Regions from separate parts of the Homo sapiens genome. Here region 1 is linked to region 2. The links are chromatin contacts, found by Hi-C in ENCODE. All regions are on one chromosome and are shown on one strand. The core of a region is the stretch at or near the end of the contact, and the rest is flanking DNA. Distances in the headings are between cores, read along the strand shown. Region 1 holds the start of DNASE1L3 (deoxyribonuclease 1L3). Region 2 overlaps DENND6A (DENN domain containing 6A).

What was found. A loop is a pair of places that touch in the nucleus more often than their neighbours do. Pooled maps may share reads with other maps.
Region 1: a loop to region 2 is called in a map with no recorded cell type, with 2.9 times the contacts of the local background. The contact joins the promoter of DNASE1L3 here to the enhancer-like site in region 2. A Hi-C loop is called at or near these places in 2 of 37 single-sample maps with no recorded cell type and 3 of 50 pooled maps.

Annotation. Positions count from the first base shown.
Region 1 is chr3:58,209,683-58,212,382 of GRCh38, reverse strand. It overlaps DNASE1L3 (deoxyribonuclease 1L3), which reads left to right and starts at 1,411. Exons shown (of 8, transcript NM_004944.4): 1 at 1,411-1,617. The coding sequence starts at 1,477.
Region 2 is chr3:57,670,017-57,672,716 of GRCh38, reverse strand. DENND6A (DENN domain containing 6A) reads left to right here. Exons shown (of 20, transcript NM_152678.3): 2 at 279-317; 3 at 419-461. Among named protein-coding and RNA genes, the nearest start is that of DENND6A, 22 kb to the left of the region's middle. Within about 2 kb of position 1,360, at least 7 of the 41 ENCODE cell types and tissues checked have a DNase peak (open chromatin) inside an H3K27ac peak, as active enhancers do.

The DNA of each region.
Region 1 (2,700 bases), core at 162-2,661, 540 kb before region 2:
ACTCTGTTGCCCAGGCTGGAGTGCAGTGGTGCAATCTTGGCTCACTGCAGCCTCTGCCTCCCAAGTTCAAGCCATTCTCCTGCCTCAGCCTCCCAAGTAGCTGGGATTATAGGCGCCCACCACCACGCCTGGCTAATTTTTGTATTTTTAGTAGAGACAGGGTTTCACCATGTTGGCCAGGCTGGCCTTGAACTCCTGACCTCAAGTGATCCACCCACCTCAGCCTCCCAAAGTGCTGGGGCTACAGGAGTGAGCCACTGCGCCCGGCCCAGAGCCACCTTTACCAGAGATTCAACCAGGCCTGAGGTCTTAGGTTGCAGACAACAGGGAGATTCATTGCAGCACGAACTCAGGAAACCATTTCCTTCCATGTACTATTTGGGGTTATCTTATAGAATTCCTGGCATGCTTGGCCAGTATGCTGCCTGGATGTATGTTGGGGATATATGTATAATTTTCCCTGTGGCTGTGGCCACAGACCCATCACCACAAGAGGGGTTGGTCCACAGATCCCGATGCTGGCTTGGAGTTATTCTTATTCCCTACCCTTTTCACAGAATTGTCTTTGCCAAAGTCCATTAATATACCTTGATTGGATTTTGCTTTTTTTTTTAATTTTTTTTTGCTTTACAGATCTTCATAGTTTCCTGCCCATATCTCTAAAAGTCATTTTGCTTGAGTTGATATCCTACAGTTCTTACAAGACCTTTCTCTCCCAGGGTCACACAACTCTCGCCAATATTAAATTAATATCAGCTTCAATCACGGGTCTCTCCATGGGTTTCACGGGCTATTTGCTCGCAGAGTCCAGGGACATTTTCCTCATCCATTCCATCAGATCCCCAATTGCTTTCTCTGGCAACACACTCCTAGTATTTGTACGGTAAAGCTGCCTAAAAAAATTAAGTAATTCAAACTACTCTTGACCTTACTTTACACCACCAGGGCAATTAGAGTCACAGTCTGGGTGTGTCTGAGGACAGCAGGCCGCCAAATCCCAGTGATTTAGAGAAAACCGAGCAGAATTTCCCATGCCTCCTGCCTCATTGTCCCCCAGCAGAAGGTTCCGTCACCCCAGGTGCCCTCTAGGGTGGACCACTTCCGAGTTCATCCACTGTCAGGAAAAGGCACATGGCATGCAACCGCAAGACCGATGACTAGATGTCAGAGCTGGCTCCCGGTTGGGATATGAGTGACTTTGTGGAGGATGGCGCCTAAATGAGGCATGCCAATTTCTGCACCAGGGTGACGAACATAAGGGCTCCTTAAAGGCTAGCCCAATGTATCTGTATTTCCTTGGGGATTAAAACCCATGATCTTCAGTTCCTCAGAGAACTGAAAGTTGCAAGGAGAAATCCAGTAATTCCTGTTATCTGCAGGCTTTATAAGTCAGTGGAGCCTGCGGAAGTGGCCAGAATCCAGCACTCCAAGCACTGCTGTCTTCTCACAGAGTCTTGAAGCCAGAGCAGCGCCAGGATGTCACGGGAGCTGGCCCCACTGCTGCTTCTCCTCCTCTCCATCCACAGCGCCCTGGCCATGAGGATCTGCTCCTTCAACGTCAGGTCCTTTGGGGAAAGCAAGCAGGAAGACAAGAATGCCATGGATGTCATTGTGAAGGTGAGCCCCTTTCCTGGGAGGAGGATCCCAGACACCCCTCACACCCTCTCTCCTGTCTGCAGACTTTAAGAGACTCAAGGAACTTAAAGTTGGCCCTTAGGGGGAATGTAGAAGCTGGCTTGGAACAATAACCACTTCAACTCTCTGTACCTCCTGCCGTCATCTTAAAACAGGGGTGATAACAATGGTTCCCTCCAGGGTTGCTGGGGGGACTACAGGAGTTGGCAAATGGAAAGCTCTTAATGTAGTATCTGGCTCATTATACGTTCCAGATAAGGGTTAGCCATTATGATTTTTATTGCTATTTATTGAATGCCTGTATCAGGCACTATAAGCACATGGTTTCACTTCATAATCTTTATGAAGAGGGACTATTACTCCCCATGTAGAGGTGATGAACAAAGAAAGATGAAGTAACCTTATACAGCTACTCCTTTTCACCAGCAAAGCCCAGCTCCTTTCTCTCTCTTTCCTTTTCTTCTTTCTTTCTTTTCTTTCTTTCTCTCTTTCTTTCTTTCTTTTTCTTTCTTCCTTTTTCTTTCTTCCTTTTTCTTTCTTCTTTCTGTCTTTTCTTTCTTCTTCCTTTCTCTTTTTCTTTGTTTCTTTCTTCCTTTCCCTTCCTTACTTTTTTCCTTCCTTCCTTCTCTCTCCCATCCTCATCATCCCTCCCTCTCTTTGTCTTTCTTTCTTCTTCTCCTCCTTCCTTCCTCTCTCCCTCTCCTCTACTTCCCCACTCCTTCCACTTTCGCTTACGCTTTCCTTGGGTGATATACCCAATGTCCGGGGACACTGCTTGCTTTCTCTGGAGTCAATTGACTCCCTTTATCCTACAGGTTAATTAATTTTTGATGCTGGCAACTTAACCCTTTCCCAGGACTCTGGAAAGGTACTTATTACCTTAGGAAACCTGAGACACCATGGTGTGGTAGGGGGGCCAGGAGCCCTGGGTCCAGATTCCACCTACCAGACTTGTGAGCTTGGGAGGCCCTGCCCCTCCCTGAACCACCAGCTCCCCTAGTAAAATGGCGACCACATCCAAATACCACCTGTAGCACTGGCTGGTGAAGAGAACTCAGGGTGCCT
Region 2 (2,700 bases), core at 111-2,610:
CTGTCTCCCGGGTTCAAGTGATCCTCCTGCCTCAGCCTCCCGAGTAGGTGGGACTACAGGTGCATGCCACCACACCTGGCTAATTTTTGTAATTTTAGTAGAGACGGGGTTTCGGCATGTTGGCCAGGTTGGTCTTAAACACCTGACCTCAAGTGATCCGCCTGCCTTGGGCTCCCAAAGTGCTGGGATTACCAGCGTGAGCCACCGTGCCTGGCCTATAATATGTTTATAACTAATGTTTATAATATGTTTAACAAAATTTAACTCTTTTCTTCCAGGTAATTTATCCTCAGCATTCCAAACTTACTGACAGAGAAGTAAGTAAAAATACTGCTCTGTATAGTTTACTGTTATATTTCTGTTTGTTTTTATTGATTATGTATGTGTCAGCATACATCACTTTTGTTTTCTTTTTCAGAAAACCAATATTTGCTATTTGTCTTTTCCAGATTCAAATTCAGGTAACTGTTTTTCATACAGTGTTTCTGTTTAATTTTATACTAAGAATACTGGTTATACTGTTAATGTATGAAAATTGATTGAAATAGCATATTAGATTGCAAACAGATCAATGATTTTTATTCCTATTTTAATGATGCCTAGTCATGTCATCGTTGATTTTAGTAGCTTCAACTCTTAAAATAACTGTTATGGTGTGATGAGGTAAACCATCAAGGAACAATAAACTCTTAAAATAGTGAAGAGGTTGAAAATCAGCGACATTGGTATATTTGGGATTCGTGGAGTATGTATTAAATAGTTTATATAGTATGTAGTTTACTTTCAGTTCAGAATTTGGGAGCTTACCAGGAACTCTGTAAAAGCAGTGAACCTAAAAAAAGCCAGGATAAATTTGGTTAGGAAGCAAGGCCATAAGTTACGTGCAGTAGTTTATATGGGTTAATATAGGTAAAGCCTTGGCGTAGTGCTTGGTGTATAGAAAAAAACATACAAGGGTCTGTTTATTGTTGAGCTTGGTTTTGTTAGTCTCTTTCAAGCTCTTCCTTTTGTGTGGTCCTAATCGTTGACATCCTTCAGGTTACCTCTTGTGTTTCACTTTCAAACTAGCTTTTCTTGGCTTATAGTGACCAAAACATTTAGCTTCTCAGGCCACACACAGTTATAACCCTATAGCAGAGACAGTCTAGTTTTCTTTCCTTTTGTGGTTACTTCCTTTTTTTTTTTTTGAGATGGAGTCTCGCTCTGTCACCCAGGCTGGAGTGCAGTGACGCGATCTCAGCTCACTGCAAGCTCCGCCTCCCGGGTTCACACCATTCTCTCACCTCAGCCTCCCGAGTAGCTGGGACCACAGGCGCCTGCCACCAGTCCCGGCTAATTTTTTGTTTTTGTATTTTTAGTAGAGACGGGGTTTCACCATGTTAGCCAGGATGGTCTCGATCTCTTGACCTCGTGATCTGCCCACCTCGGCCTCCCAAAGTCCTGGGATTACAGGCGTGAGCCACCACACCCGGCCGGTTACTTCTAATATTGTGCTAGTTAGTTCATTTAATCTGATTTGAGAGATTTGACAGTTAAACAAAATTTTTTTTAGCATTTTCTCCTTTCTGTATAAATGCTTCCAGAATTTTTTTCCTATCCATTTGGAACTCAGCTTTGGTGAACTATATGAAAGAAAAGTGGTATCTTGGTAAATTAGATACTGCCTTTTAGAGATCCCAGTAAGGGGTTTTTTCTGACCTGGAATTATTTTGGTGTTTTTGACCCATTTATGAAATAATGATGCAGAGGTCTTGTAGGAATGTATCTTCATTTCAGTTAACATTTTTCTTATAAAATCTGTACATACACTTCTTATATACTGTGATGGGTTAGATTTCCAGGTCTCAGAGTAAGCTGAGTTGTATGGATTGCAGAATGAACTGACTTTCTGCATGGAATCCCAGTGAATTATGCTGGATGCTCTTCTCTTTCAGATCATAGCTGGTTGTCATGGCTCCTCTCTCTTTTTCACTTCTCTATATGAGCATGAAGGGGATCAGAATATACCACCCCCAAATATACCACTTTGGCTTAAGAATTATTTTGAGTTGAAGGCAACTGAGAAACAGCAGATGCAAAAAGAGCCCTTTACCCTCCCCCTATATGCCTAAAAGCAGGACATACATTTCCTTTTGTGAAGGTGTCACCCCTTCCCTTTCCCATACCAGGAAGAGGAGAAAATTCTGAATCACCAGAGAAAACTCTTTATCACTGGAGATGGTACCAGCTTAATTCTGCATAAATAAGCCTTGCTAAAATAACCCTTATCTTTCATTAGTTTTACCCATATGTTTACCTTCCCACAGATTACCACCCCTAGAAGTCCAAATCCTTTTTCCTTTGTCTGCATTTTAGTTTCTTTTGTTAAAATGGTATCTAAGCTCCCAAGTTTAACCACCTCTTTGGGTTTTTACTTTTTTTCTCTGAAGCCTTTGTATGCATTCGAACTAAATCTTTTCTCGTTAATCTGTTGTCTGTTTATTTCACAGGCCCCAGTTAGTGAACCTAAGATGGTAGAGGAAAAGTCCCCCGCATGCATACATCAAGGCTAAGAAGTTAATTCTGTGGTGTTTAGATAGCCTATATCTAGTTTTATAGCCTCTGCATGTGTCATTATCAAAAAAATTTTTAAGTACTTTTGGCTTATGAATGACCTACAGATTTTTTTTTTCTTTTTTCTTTTTTTTTTTTTTTTTTGAG